Linked DNA regions of Homo sapiens: region 2 is linked to region 1. The links are chromatin contacts, found by Hi-C or POLR2A ChIA-PET in ENCODE. All regions are on one chromosome and are shown on one strand. Each heading gives the region's core, a stretch centred on a gene start or an enhancer-like site at or near the end of the contact. The rest is flanking DNA. Distances are from core to core; before and after follow the strand shown.

Region 1 (6,809 bases), core at 2,753-5,252:
TGTTGCCCGGGCTGGTCTCGAACTCCTGACCTCAAGTGACCCACTCACCTCGGCCTCCCAAAGTGCTGGGATTGCAGGCGTGAGCCACCGCATCTGGCCCCATTAGGTCCATTTTGCAGACCAGAAAACCCACATTGAACGCACATAAGGGCTTTGCTTGGGACCAAGCAGCTGGGAGCTTGTCGAGCCGGAAGCCACAGCTCCATGCCACCGTCATGAAATGGCCACTGCCTCCATGAGGGCTAAAGGGTAAAAAGCACAGGCCACCGCTGACCCTGTGATACTGAAATGATCCCTCTGCCTCATGACCGGGAAAACAATCACCACACCAAAACACAAACAAAGGCCTCCAGGCTTCCCAGGGTTTTTCAGTTTGGTTTTTACTCTCTGGAAGATACCCAGAGAAAGGGGGAAGCTAGACCGGCAGACTCCTAACCCTACCCATAGCTACAATCATCACCAGGAATGCTGTCTTAGTTCTTTCTGAGAAAACCCATCTAACTGCTTCCTGGCTGCCAGCAGCTGCTGCCTGTTTCCCCAACTTCCCTCCAAAATAGGTTAAAACAACCTTTGCCGCCCCTGGTTTGGCCTTTCTCACTGATTGCTGAAATAATACCAGGATGTTTATTGTTCTACTAGGAAGAAAACAGAAAGAAACATAGACCAGTACTTTTATGATAAAATCTAGGTGCCTAATCACAATGGCCCACCAGGCCCTCCTCCCCAGGCCTTCCCCCCTCACCTCCTTTTTTCCCTCGCCCACCGTGCCTCTTCCACCACTGTGTTCTTCCTGAAACTCGAGGCAGGAGTGTGCCCACTTCAGCTCCCTGCCTTCCAGACCTCGCTGGCTTGTGACATCACTCAGGCCAAGTTCAAAGGGCACCTTCTCAAAGAGGCTTGCCCTGACCACCTAGCTAGTGGTGGCCCTCCCCTCCCACTCTGCCACAGTACCTGGCTCAGACTCCTTGTGGTTCACAGCGTGATCTGACTCTGGAATGACCTTGTGTACTGATTTGATGACGCCACCGTCTGTCCCGTCCACCAGACACAGGACCCACGAGAGCAAGTCTGTGCCCCACTAGTCCTCAGCAGCTAGACCCTTTAATTGAGGAAAGCCCTCGAACAGTAATGTGGTGCAATCTGGAATGTGCTAGAACCACGAGTGAGATGTCCCTCCGGAGGGACCCGCAGCACTTCGCCGACATGCCCAGAGTTACAGACGTCGAATAATGAGCCAGTCCTATGACTGTGATCTGAAGGGTTCTTGGGGTAGCCCACAGAACAAGAAGAGGCCTGCCCACTGCGGGGCTTCCCACAGCAAGTTGGCCCCAAGGGTGGCTAGGTTCCCAGGCTGGCCTGAAAGCTCTGATTAACCTTGATGGGCTGAATTCTGCAGACATAGGAAGGGCTCGCTCTTGACAAGCGGCCACCAGGCTGGAATAAGGACAGAACCTGCCACTCAGCACAAGCCACACACCGAGTGGCATGTCAGGGAAGCCCCACAACCCCGTCAGGTAGAGACTGACACCCCCATTTCACAGACAAGAAAACTGAGTCTGAAAGAGATCATGGAACATAGCCAAGCTCATGCAACTGATAAATGGCAGAGCTGGGATTCGAGCCTGTGTGTGACCCCGCAGCGCCATCACCATCCGCACGCTGCTGTTGTGTCTGAGCTGCAGAGAATGGCAGGCAAGCCTCTCTGCCCTGTGCCTGGCTCACACCCATGGCCCCAACATTGAACACCTGCTCCCCTGGGTCAGCCAGGGGCAAGGGTTCCAGGGTGTTTGGCCAGCATGGGGTGCTGGCTTAGGAGGAGGTGCCTGGCAGAGGGGCCTGGTGGAGGGTGCAGGGGCCTGAGGTGTCCTCAGCAGCTTCTCCTTCAGCCCAAGGAGCCCCCCTTGAAGCTGAACAGTCTCGCCTTGACTAAGCTTTTCTCTTGGGCCGTGGCTGTGAATCTGATGTCCCCACATATTCTGGCCCAAGCAACCCCCACCCCACACTTGCCCCCCCACTGCAGAGGATCGAGGAAGTGGGGGGAAGAGAGAAGGCACCCGAGGAACTGTGGCTGGAGAGCCGCCTCTCATCCCCACACAGGTTTTCATTTCTACTTAGCCCAACCAATCAGTGCCCAGTGACCATGGGACAAAGATGACCAAGACCCAGCCTTGGGTCTTTTACACCTCACTGTTGGAGGGTGAGGTCGTGATGGAGCGAGAGACGCTCTAGGGAGGTCCCCTCGTTCCGTTTTAGGGACTGACCCGAGCCGTGGAGATTCTGTGAACTGTAGAATGGTTTTTACCACCTACAAAAGTGCCTTGGGAAACAATGGCTTTTCTTTGAAGGCAACAGCTTCCATCTGATACTTACCACTTGCTGTCCCTCTCTGATCGCAAATGTTTAGGAAGAGGTGTGTGGGGGTGTCGTCACAGCCTGAGAATTGCTACCTTGAGTAGCAGGGAGCTCTGTCCATCTGCCAACCTGGACGTGAGCACAGCCAGAGAATAGAAGGGGTCCGCTCATCGCTGGGCAGGATGGGGAAATCCACCCTGGCTCCTGGACTGAGTGCATGGCTGGTTCAATGGCTGGGCTGATGTGTGGGTGTGGGCTGGAGTCTTGGGGATGGGGTGGACAGGGTCTGTCTGTGGCTGTGGGTGTTCTCCACCTCGCACAGGAGACAGTCAGAGGAGGCCTCAGGCTGGCTGCCTGGGGTGGAGGCTGGCCCTAAAGTGCCACAAAGCTGTGCCCAGGGAGGCAGGCTGGGCTCCTCCCAGCTCAGACACTGAAGCCCAACACTCCCAGATACCTGTGGTCCTCACCCTGCCTCCCAGGGATCCCAGATACCTGTGGTCCTCCCCCTGCCTCCCAGGGCTTGGGCACTCACGCTGTTCCTTGGAGAATCCCTTCTCCAAAGCTATGGGGCTGCCCGGCCCAGCCCAGAGGGAGGAAGGCCATGGGGAGGCCCAGAAACCTTTCTTCGAATACCTAAAGGGAGCCTTGTGACAACAGTGGCATTTTTTTTTTTTTTTTTTTGAGACGGAGTCTCATTCTTGTCACCCAGGCTGGAGTGCAGTGGCACGATCTCGGCTCACTGCTGCAACCTCCACCTCCCAGGTTCAAGCGATTCTCCTGCCTCAGCCTCCTGAGTAGCTGGGATTACAGGTGCCCGCCACCACACCCGACTAATTTTTATATTTTTAGCAGAGACGGGGTTTTACCATGTTGGCCAGGCTAGTCTTGAACTCCTGACCTCAGGTGATCCACTCGCCTCGGCCTCCCAGTGTGCTGGGATTACAGGGGTGAGGCACCGCAACTGGCCGACAGTGGCTTTGAGTGTCCTCAAAGGGCAGCCTTTGGACCAGGGAGCGGCAATTACATGGAGAAAGAATTTGCCTCGAGTGATAAGGAAAATCTTCCAGCAACAAGAAGGACTGCCCCAGCAGGAAGTGGGCTCCCGGCCCCAGAAGTATCCAATCTACCAGAGACTGGCCACCTTAGTGCCTGGGGGTTCAGTGGGAATTCCTGCCCTGCTGGGAGACTCCCAAAGCCACTTCTGCTCAGGGGTTCTATTAATAACATACTCTCAATTTCGATGATCATGTCCTCAGCCTTACAGTTCTTTAAGGATTTTATGGATTTTTAGAGATTCAAAAGTTGTGTGAAGGGCCACTAGGTAAGGAAGTGCATTATTTTGTTGAAACATGTCAATCCCTCCCATCATGGGCGCCAGACTGCCCTGCCTGGCAGGCGTGTGCCTTCCAGCGTGCCTTACAGCTGCGGCTGTGGGTGATGCAGAGACACCCACTCCATCCTTGCACAAACACTGGGCAAACAGTGTCTGCCCACTTAAGCTTCTTCTGGCCAATGTCCAGGTTCTGGTGTAACCACCTCTCGCAAGGCCACGGCTTCTCCAACTTTCCCCAAAACATCTGAGCGGTTTCAGAAACTATCACTTCCTCCAGAGAGCACGTGGCTGCCCGATGAGTAAACAGCAGCCTTCCCGGGCCTGCCTCCAGGCGGTAAGTCCACGAGTCTCCAGGCTGCCCGCAACTCCAAGACTCATCCTTATCCATCACTCATTTGCATACACGTCTGAAGGCCCTAGGGAGTCAGCTGGCCAGCCGACCGGAAGTCAGGGCCACTACTCCTTAGCGTGAAATGTGAAAAACCCAAAATCCTGATGAAACCTCCAAACGGTCTTGTTTCCTATGGTCCAGAGTAAAGCAGATGCCTGGGTGAGGCCGTGGTGCCTCTCGACATCCACACCCCAAAGCGTGCAGAGCCGGAACCAGGTGGTGGGGTCGGTGCTAGTGGATTTGCAAGCAGGGCAGACCTAAGGAAGATGCTTCTTCATTTCCCAGGACAGAGTGGGTGGGGCCCACAGAGAGCGGTCAAGGACTCCAGGCAGGGCCCGAAGTTCCCCATGTTCACATGGGGAGGAAGTCCCTGGGCAAAGTAAAGCAGGTTCTCTGGGTTGGTGAGGGGCGGTCTGCAGCTGCTGAGGGCTGCAGACATCTGGGACCCGAGGCGCCTGCTGTGGCGGGGATTGGTGGGGACATTCTGAGATGAGTGACTTGATCCTGGGCCCTAGGCCCTGGGCCCACCGAGGGGGCTACAGGACAGGGAAGGTGGGCAGCACCAGGAGGGTCCCACAGTCCAGGCAGGGGCCCTCACACCAGTGCAGAGTACAGTGTGGCCGCTGCAGCAGAGACAGTGCCAGCTGACGACGCCCCATCCCTCGACTTCCCTTTTGACTCTGGAGAAACAACCACAGGCACTGGCTCCATGCCCACTGGGGGCCACATTTACAGTAACTGGGGGCATGCCGGAAGGGCCCAATGGGTGTCACCTCTGAGGTCCAGGGAGAGAGGAGAGTAGGGTTACAGGGGCCCCGGGAGCTGGCCTCACGACCTCTCCCTCGCTGGGCTGTGGGCCTGGTGGTTAAGGTCTGATGCCCAGGGCTCTGGGACCAATGCTGTTCTCGGCAGTGCCCATCCTGCCATCTGTTTGCTGCCTCAACCAACATCACTGCTGGGATCCAGTCCCCTTGGACTGTCTCTTCTGTACAAGCCCCGGATCCCCTAGGCTCTGGGTCAGGGGACAGCTAAGTTGGGGATGCAAGCAGAGACCACCAGACCCCTGCAGTGACCGGCCGGTCCACCACTAGATGCTGGAGCCTCAGTTCAGGCCAGATGGGCCTCTGCCCCCAACCTCGGTGCCAACAGTGCCATCCTGGCCTCCCAGAGGCCACCCTGCTGCCCTCCTAGCCCCAGCCCAGCCCAGGCCTCACTTTCCAGAGGCAGCTGTGGGCAAGGGGTCTTCTTTCCCTTCCTCTTCCACTGAGAGCATGACATCGCTGCAGCTGCCCAGAGGCGGTTCTGTCTCCTGCTCGGGGTAGTGGGGGGTATGGTCCGCCTCCAGCTCCTCCTCCAACTCGGGCTCTGCTGGCCCCGCCAGGCCCCGGCCCTCCGGCAGCTCAGCCTTCACGGTCCCCACGATCACGGTGTCAGCCTTCATGATGTAGATTTTCTCTGCAAGGCAAAAGGATGGGTGAGCGAGGGAGGCCAGAGCACCAGCCAGGATGGGAGCAAAGAGGCAGAGAAGGGCCGAGGCCCAGTGCTGGTACACCTGCCGGGTGGCTTCAGGCTGATGGCACAGCCTCTCTGATGTACCTTACAGGCATCCTGGGGGCTCAGAGGAAATAGAACAGCTAGGAGCTGGGCCTTGAGGAGTTAAGAACCAGCCCACTTGTACTTAGGATTTTCTCAGCACATCTCTGCGGATGGGTAGGGAAGAAGAGGACAGGGTGGGACAGAAAGCAAACTGTGGACAAAAACAGGCAAAGCCGTGGGTAACCAGAGCACGAGCAGAAACAGCAGAGCTGAGCAGTTTCCACACCCCCACTCCTGGGTCCCCAGCCCTCCTGCAAGGCGGACCCCATCAAGATTCCCATTTACAGGTAAGAATCTGAAGCCTGGAGAGGTTAAATGACCTGCCCAAGGTCGCCACGTAGTTAGGAGAAATCCCCCAAAAAAAAACCACCCACTCCGCCTGGTGGCCCTTTCTGCTCCTATCTGTGTGCCTGCAGCCAAAACCCGGGGTGACCAACTTGTCCAGCTTGCCCGGGAACATTCCTGGTTCTACTACTGCAAGTCCCGTGTCCTGGGAGTCCCCTCGGTCCGGGCAAACTCAGCCAGCCTGTCACATCCTGCAGAAAACCCGGCCCCCTCAATAGGTCTCGGCAGCCCATGATTGAGACAGCCTGGCTCAGGCCGTGAATTTCGGGGCTTACTGCTCACAGCCGGTCTCCTGCCTGCAGCGTGCATGGCTGTGCTGTGAGCACATGGTGGGAGCTTGGACGGAGGGCCGGTCCTCGCCACAGTCTGATGTGGGGGCTTCTGGTGTGGCCTTCTGATAGAGGGGACATGGGGGCTCAGGTTCAGTGGCCCGAGGAGCTGGGGAGTGGGGAAGCCTGGCCTCCGCCCAGCTGATGGTGTCTGGCTCAGGGTGGGCTGGCTCCCAGCTGTTCTGCGCTGGACTCTGGAGGCCAGAATGGGGAAGCTCAAGAGGGAACTTGAGAGCTGGGGTGGGGTGGGGGTGCAGGGACCCCTGCCTTTCTGGGTAATGCAGTTATACCCCTCGGATTCAGGAACCCCAAAAAGGTTCTCGAGTCCCCCACACCCTCAACCCTATTGCATGACGCTGGTTCTTCTATTCTGGTTTTGAACACCCCCAGGAAAGAGAGAAGTGCGCCAAACGGCAGCAAGAGGAGAAGGCCCAGAGTGCGGGACAGGCTATGGGCTGGGCGC
Region 2 (6,809 bases), core at 1,416-3,915, 310 kb before region 1:
AAATGTATTGAGTTGGGACTTACAGGCTGAGTAGGATTTTGATAGACAAGGAAATGAGGCAGAGGAGGGAGAGCAGAAGGACCATGTGTGAGCAAGGACTTGGAAGCACACCTGGGAAGCAGTACATAGCTGTGTGTGGCCAAAGTGCAGCATGGCTGAAGGATGGTGGTTGGAAAATTGGCTGGATTTATAGTTCCAAGGGCCTTGGATGCCGTACTAAGAAATTGTTAAGAAAAATGCAACAAAAGGCAAATGACTCAGAATTAAAGCATTAAAAGAATTCAAAGTCAGAGACCAAATGCATTCATGCCATCACCAACATCTCTTAGGCAAATAAATTTATAATTTTAGTGAATGCACATTTATGTAAAACTAAAAAACACCTGGGCTACAAACCTGGCCACAAATTCCTCATTTCAATTTCTTTGGAAGGAATGATCAGTAAGGAGAAGGCAGAGGTTACAATTCTAAGAGAAGTAGCAGCTACAATTCTAAGAACAGGTCTGGTTGATTACACCTTATGATACTTTGGGAACAGAAGCCAGAGAACGAAAAGGAATTGCAATGTGCACAACATTCAGAAAGCGAATGAGGAGTTCTCACCGGCTGTCGTATTTCAACTGCAAGGAGGATAAAGTAAGAGAGCTTGGAAGGCTATCAGGTACGCCAACACAGGATTTCCTCTGTTGTCAGCCTTTTCTTTTTTTTTTTTTTTTTTTTTTTTGAATTGGAGTCTTGCTCTGTTGCCAGGCTGGAGTGCAGTGGCACGATCTCAGCTCATTGCAACCTCTGCCTCCAGGGTTCGAGCAATTCTCCTGCCTCAGCCTCCCGAGTAGCTGGGACTACAGGCATGTACCACCACGCCTGTCTAATTTTCGTATTTTTGATAGAGATGGGGTTCCACCATGTTGGCCAGACTGGTCTCAAACTCCTGACCTCAAATGATCCACCCGCCTCGACCTCCCAAAATGCTGGGATTACAGGATTGAGCCACTGTGCCTGGCCTAATTTTTGTATTCTTAGTAGAGGCGGGGTTTCACTGTGTTGGCCAGGCTGGTCTCAAACTCCTGACCTCATGATCCACTCTCCTAGGCCTCCCAAAATGCTGGGATTACAAGCATGAGCCACCGCGCCCAGCCCACCTTTCTTTTTTTATAGCTGCAATCAGATTGATACAAAGGCGCCTCTGAGGACCAGCAGCAGCAGAGCCTGATGTCACCCATGACTTACCATGAGCCAGGCCATGGATGCCGGCTACAAGGTGTTCACCACTTGTGGCTGCATGGTACCTGATGTACTCCCGCTCTGACTGATGCCGATTGTCCATCGTCTTCCCTAAGCCATCTGATAATGTTCCAGCAAACTAGAAGGAGTTAAAAGCAGGAGAAGAGTTTTAAAGTCTTGGCACTATTTTTACTATTTGAATTACTTTAAATAAATTTAAATTAAATACAATTAGATAAGCCCATGCTGGTCTGTAGTGGTGTGATCTCATCTCATCACAACCTCCGCCTCCCAGGCTCAAGTGATTCTCCTGCCTCAGGCTCCCGAGTAGCTGAGACTACAGGTGTGTACCACCACACCTGGCTAATTTTTGTATTTTTAGCAGAGATGGGGTTTCACCATGTTGGTCAGGCTAGTCTCGAACTCCTGACCTCAAGTGATCTGCCCACCTAGGCCTCCCAAAGTGCTGGGATTACAGGCGTGAGCCACTGTGCCTGGCCAATAATTTAAATATAAATAAATTTAAATATTTTAAATGCAGTTACCTATACTGTCTGCCCCAGGTTGAGTGGTTCTCAAAAGGACTGGACACATACCAATTGGGGGATGCATACAATGGAGGACACTAGGCTTTGCAAAGCAACTACTAAAAATCTTTAATGACATTCACTTTCCAGAATACTACTCCAAATTTACTGAAAAAATCAGAGGTATAACAAAATAGTCTTGAGGGAGAAGTGAGCTTCAGGACTGTATCATGGTAAGAACATAGGCTCTTTGCTCTAAGAATTAGTGGAATTCAAAACAGGAAATGTGTCAGATTGTTGCTTTAGGGTTTGGTATCAAATATTTGGAGACATCAAACTCCCTCCAGTAATGCTGTCTTTCATTTATTCAATAATTACTGAGTACCTATGAGGTGCCAAGCTCCATTTGTCAAAAGCCAAAAACGAAATCGATGGAAAGATTAACAGGTTAGGTCACCGTTCATAGGAGGTGGCAGACTTGAACTCATGATTTCAAATGCAAACCCACCCTTTCCACAATTCAGAGATTTTATTTATCCTGGCATACTTTAACCAGAAAAGCTGTCTCATCCATCAAAGCTGGGATAAAAAGGACATAAAACTCTGTTTTGTCACAAGACAATCTGAAAAGGTTTAAAGTGACAGTTAATAAACCACAGAGTACTTATCCTCATCATTCAGGCATAAAAAGAGAAGGATATCAAATATATAATTAACCTTCTCAGGAAGGATCTACCAAAACAAGTGGTTTAAGTGCCAATGACCCAGGACTAACCTCTTAGAAAACTCACAGGAATGTTCCTTAGATACAAGGCTCAGGGGAAAGCCTCAAGGCAAGCTGCCTGCCTGGAAGGCCCAGGAACTGGGTGGCCATCTAGGGGCCTATTTCATTCTCCTTTGGCAAGGGGGTTAGGGTGCGTGTTACACAGATCAGATCTGCCCTGGAAACCTCAGTCATGAGGATTCTTGACACATGTGACAGTGAGTTCTGGGCACAGAAGAGGGACTAGTGAACACAGCAGCAATTCCATGTAAAGCAACAGTTCCTGGAAGAAGCTATGGGAAGACTCATGCCTTTTACTCAGTCCAAATATTTTACAACCTAGGGCAGTGATTCCTGACCTTTCTGGAGATGTAACCCCTATCATTATTTGTTTGCTTTCTGCCTTGCCTTCCATATCACTGCCTGTCTAATGAGAGAATTAAAGTTAATGAAAATTAATAACTTCCTTTAGGACAACTGGAAACACCACACGACGCTGCAAAGCTAGCACCGTGAATCACTAAGGAGTGGCTTCAGTCAGAGACCCCATCTGAGAGTTACCACAGTATAGGAGAAGGGCCACAAGCTGGGGCATCTGACCAAACTTCAGTCCTCCCTCGACCATTCTGGTAACTACATGACCCTGAGCGAGGTCACCTACCTCTGAGCCTCCTCTGCATCTGGAGAATAGCCAGAGTACCTACTTTGTCATGTGGCTGGAAGCATTCATGACAATGGCTCGGGGGCCTGGTATCTAGTTAGCATTCTTACTGTTCTTATTACTCTGCTACTAGTCCAAGGAGGAACATGCCTGCAGCGTTTGAGGGAAGCCTGTCAAAGGTTTAGAATTATGGTCATTTGCACTATAGTTTAACATAATAAAATCCTCTCTTTCCAGCAGATAAACACCAGCCTCCCAAGTAAGTTTTTGGAGTGGTACCACTTACAAAATTAGAGTGTTGGACTCTACGATTTCCAAAATCCTTTCCAGCTCTGGCACTGTGTGACCTACAACCCAAGGTAGAATGTCTTTACTAAATACTTCCTCTGAGCCCAGGACAGATTTAGGTACTGCTGAAGAACACAAACAAACAGCAGCCTTGAACCCTGCCCTCAAGAACTGACAGTCTCTTTGAGAAGGTAACAATCGTATACACAAAACAGTCAGCAGGAACCCAGGACACAAACTACACAGAAAGGAAATGTGACCTTTGTTTTGGAAAGAATCAATAAGAGTGCCTGCTATGTTTAGAATTATGTAGGCTGCCAGCGTTCTTCAGGTTCCAGACAAAAACGTGTCTCTCTGGTGCCCCAGACGCTGTGAGAACCACAGTTAAGTGACGCGTGCCCATGTCCTGTGTGTCTCCAGGGGACACATCTCCACCTGAAGAGACCCAGGAGCACCGCAGCCAATTCAGGGTCTTATTCAGGTCTTTCCTGTTTCTCTCAAGCTCTTATATTCTTTCTAAGAGCTTACATTCTCTTTCTTGGAAGACAGATAGGGTAAAGTGCTCTTTACCTATCGCTGGCAGCTAACTAGGAGGAAGTTAAAAATCCTATAATACTCCCCCACCAAGAGAATATGGGAGAATAATCTAGGCAGAATACCCAATATCACTCCCTCTTCTTCTACTCCCATCAATTAATATCCAAAGTTGATGAGTGAGCCTATGCCAAAAGCTTAATTTCCAACTAAGTCTGCTGTGGCAGCCTCAGCTCCCCAGCACCAACTGGGTCCTGGGTGTTCTCTATACAAAGACAATGTATTGACCCAAGGAGGATGGGATGAGATGACCTAAGAGATCACTCTTCCCTCTAATGCTGGATTCTTCCGTAAGATGAAGACCTTTGCCATGGAAAGGTACCTACACCTATCTCAACTTACTGTAGGACTTCTGTCTGAATTCCTGTTTCTCTGTCCATAAAAAATTGCTTATGCAAGCCAACTGGACTTGTCCTTTGCCACTTGTTAACAGTCAACCATTACAAAAGTCTTCACCCCTAGAAATACAGCTTTGAGAACCCAGAAAACTTGAGTAGATGTTGAAATCTATGATCCAACCAAACCTGTATTGATGAGTAGTTAATCAGATTTTACTGGGAAAGACGTTTTACAGAAACTAAACCAAAGCCAGCCAAATGATGGATACAGTGGTAAAGGCAGGGCCCTGGGCCAGTTCACTGCACTCTGAGGATTGAATCCAGGCTACCATAAAGCATGTGGCCTCCTTTTACTATGGAGGCATTTAGTTAGGCATCCTTAATTCTACCCCATTCCCCACCTCAGTGGGAAGGTAAGTCCTGCCCAGCCATTATTTCTCCCTCAAAGACAGCAGAAAACAAGTGGGCTGTGGAGGGAGGGAATTCCAGTGGTGCTCATCATGGGTGCCCTCTGGCCTTGCTCTTCTCTGAAGCTTGGAAGCACTATTTTACCCAGGTCCTTGACTTTGAAGATGGTCATCAAAACAGGGCAGAGATACCCAAAAGAGCTACACCATCATGTAGGGAGTGACTGGCCCAGGCCATCCTTCATGATCCCATCCTCCCACTGTCTTGTGACAAGTAAAGCCTGGAGATAGAGGTCCAGATTATTCAGACGAAGGAAAAATGAGTCCCGATATGAGCAAGTACAAATCCACTACACACCCAGTCAACCAAGCAATCCAACATGTGCAGAAGCCCTACTTGTACGGCAGGCTAGAGACAGAGAATCAGAAATCAGAAGTGGTTTCTGTCTCTTGCCTTCAAGACCTCAGTAGGGAAGTATGGATGTGGCATAATAGAAAGATAATCACACCTGAGTTTGAATTTTGACTGTGACACCCAACAGCTATGAGATCACAGACAAGTAACCTTTGCGGGCCTCTGTTTTCCTCCTTTTCAAAATGGGGATACAAATATTCCCTACAAAGATGCTGTAAGGATTAGGTAATACATGTAAAGCACATAGCACAGAGCCTGATACATATGAGACATTCAATAAAAATAGTATTATGTTATCTAAACTTTGACTTCTTTATATGCAAAATGGGAATAATCAGATTCTGCAGGACTGTCTTGAGGATTCAGGGATAGTGTGCACGTAAAGCATCTGGCATGGCATATCCCCCCAGCAAAGCGGAAGCTATCTGCAGCAGGGCATAACAGCACCAGGGTGTGCTAGGCTTCTAAACTGGGAAAGCGACTAGCAACTGGAAGGTAATCTGCAGACAATTTGTAACTCTTTGGTTATAATACCTTAACACCAGAAGGAGCATTTGCAGAGACTTAAGTCTGCCTACCTCATTTTGTAGCAATCTCAAGTCCACAAAATACTTAAGGCTTCAAGTGCATGTTGTTCTAGCTAAAATGAAAGGTTCCAAGGAACAAAATGTCCTTCAGAAAATCTAGTGTTACACTCACAAAGACAATGATTTTCCCCTTCCTTTCACTTCAACACATGCCATACTTGTGAATTCTGGCCACAGTCCAAAGTCATTAACTTCTATAAAGCAATATTTTCAGCAAGGGGGTAAAAATCTCAGAAGTACTTCAAGATGCCAGTTCTACTGAATAGCTAACACACACTCTGTCAACACCCTCCTTCCCAAAATAATCTCATTGTCTACACAAATGGAGACACTGCAAATTAGCCTGGGTTTGGGGCCTGGCTCCGAAGGGTTGATTTTCTAAAACTGAAATTCAAGTAGACACTGGAATGGGGCAAGGGAAAAAATTCACACTGTGTTCCTCTGTTCTGTCTGATCAGTTTACCTGACCCTTTTATGATCTTCAGCAAGCATGGGGTGCCAAAGGCATTTGGCCAGTGTAACAGGAGCTGGGGCTTGAATTTCTCTCCCTTCTCTTGGGTTCTTCTTTCACAGTTATTTACCTAATGGAAATTTCCTCTTTAATATCTTTGCCTCACTGAGTAATTGCTGGTGGCAGTATCTTCCTTGTCACCAGGGAAGATGGTAACCAAATACAACAGGAAAAGAGAGAAGTGGCAGGACTCCGTAGTGTGATGGAGAAGTTTTATATTCTTCCAAGTACAGATGCTCCTTGACTTATGATGGGATTACGTCCGGGTAAGCCCATTTTTAAGTTGAAAAGGCTTTAAGTAAAAATGAATTTCATACACCTAACATATCTAAACATGCCCGGAACACTTACATTAGCTGACAGCTGGGCGAAGTCATCTGGCAGCAGGGCCCACTGTAGAGTATTTGTTCCCTCTTCATGATCACGTGGCTAACTAGGAGCTGCGGCTGCCCTAGTGCCCAGCACTGCGACAGAATCGGATCACATGTCACCAG

The links. A loop is a pair of places that touch in the nucleus more often than their neighbours do. ChIA-PET counts read pairs that join two places held with the same protein, here RNA polymerase II (POLR2A). Pooled maps may share reads with other maps.
Region 2: a map of CD4-positive, alpha-beta T cell shows a loop between it and region 1 (1.8-fold over the local background). The contact joins two enhancer-like sites. A Hi-C loop is called at or near these places in 1 of 168 maps with a recorded cell type or tissue (CD4-positive, alpha-beta T cell), 1 of 37 single-sample maps with no recorded cell type and 2 of 50 pooled maps. POLR2A ChIA-PET finds 5 or more read pairs at or near these places in 2 of 52 experiments (HEK293 and activated naive CD8-positive, alpha-beta T cell).

Annotation. Positions count from the first base shown.
Region 1 is chr1:12,141,009-12,147,817 of GRCh38, reverse strand. It overlaps TNFRSF8 (TNF receptor superfamily member 8), which reads right to left. Exons shown (of 15, transcript NM_001243.5): 15 at 3,611-5,531. The coding sequence ends at 5,287. Among named protein-coding and RNA genes, the nearest start is that of MIR7846, 23 kb to the left of the region's middle. RefSeq lists enhancers at 1,250-1,329, 2,410-2,469, 2,530-2,619. Within about 2 kb of position 4,002, at least 23 of the 41 ENCODE cell types and tissues checked have a DNase peak (open chromatin) inside an H3K27ac peak, as active enhancers do.
Region 2 is chr1:12,450,552-12,457,360 of GRCh38, reverse strand. It overlaps VPS13D (vacuolar protein sorting 13 homolog D), which reads right to left. Exons shown (of 70, transcript NM_015378.4): 66 at 1,231-1,363. Among named protein-coding and RNA genes, the nearest start is that of SNORA59A, 53 kb to the left of the region's middle. Within about 2 kb of position 2,665, at least 19 of the 41 ENCODE cell types and tissues checked have a DNase peak (open chromatin) inside an H3K27ac peak, as active enhancers do.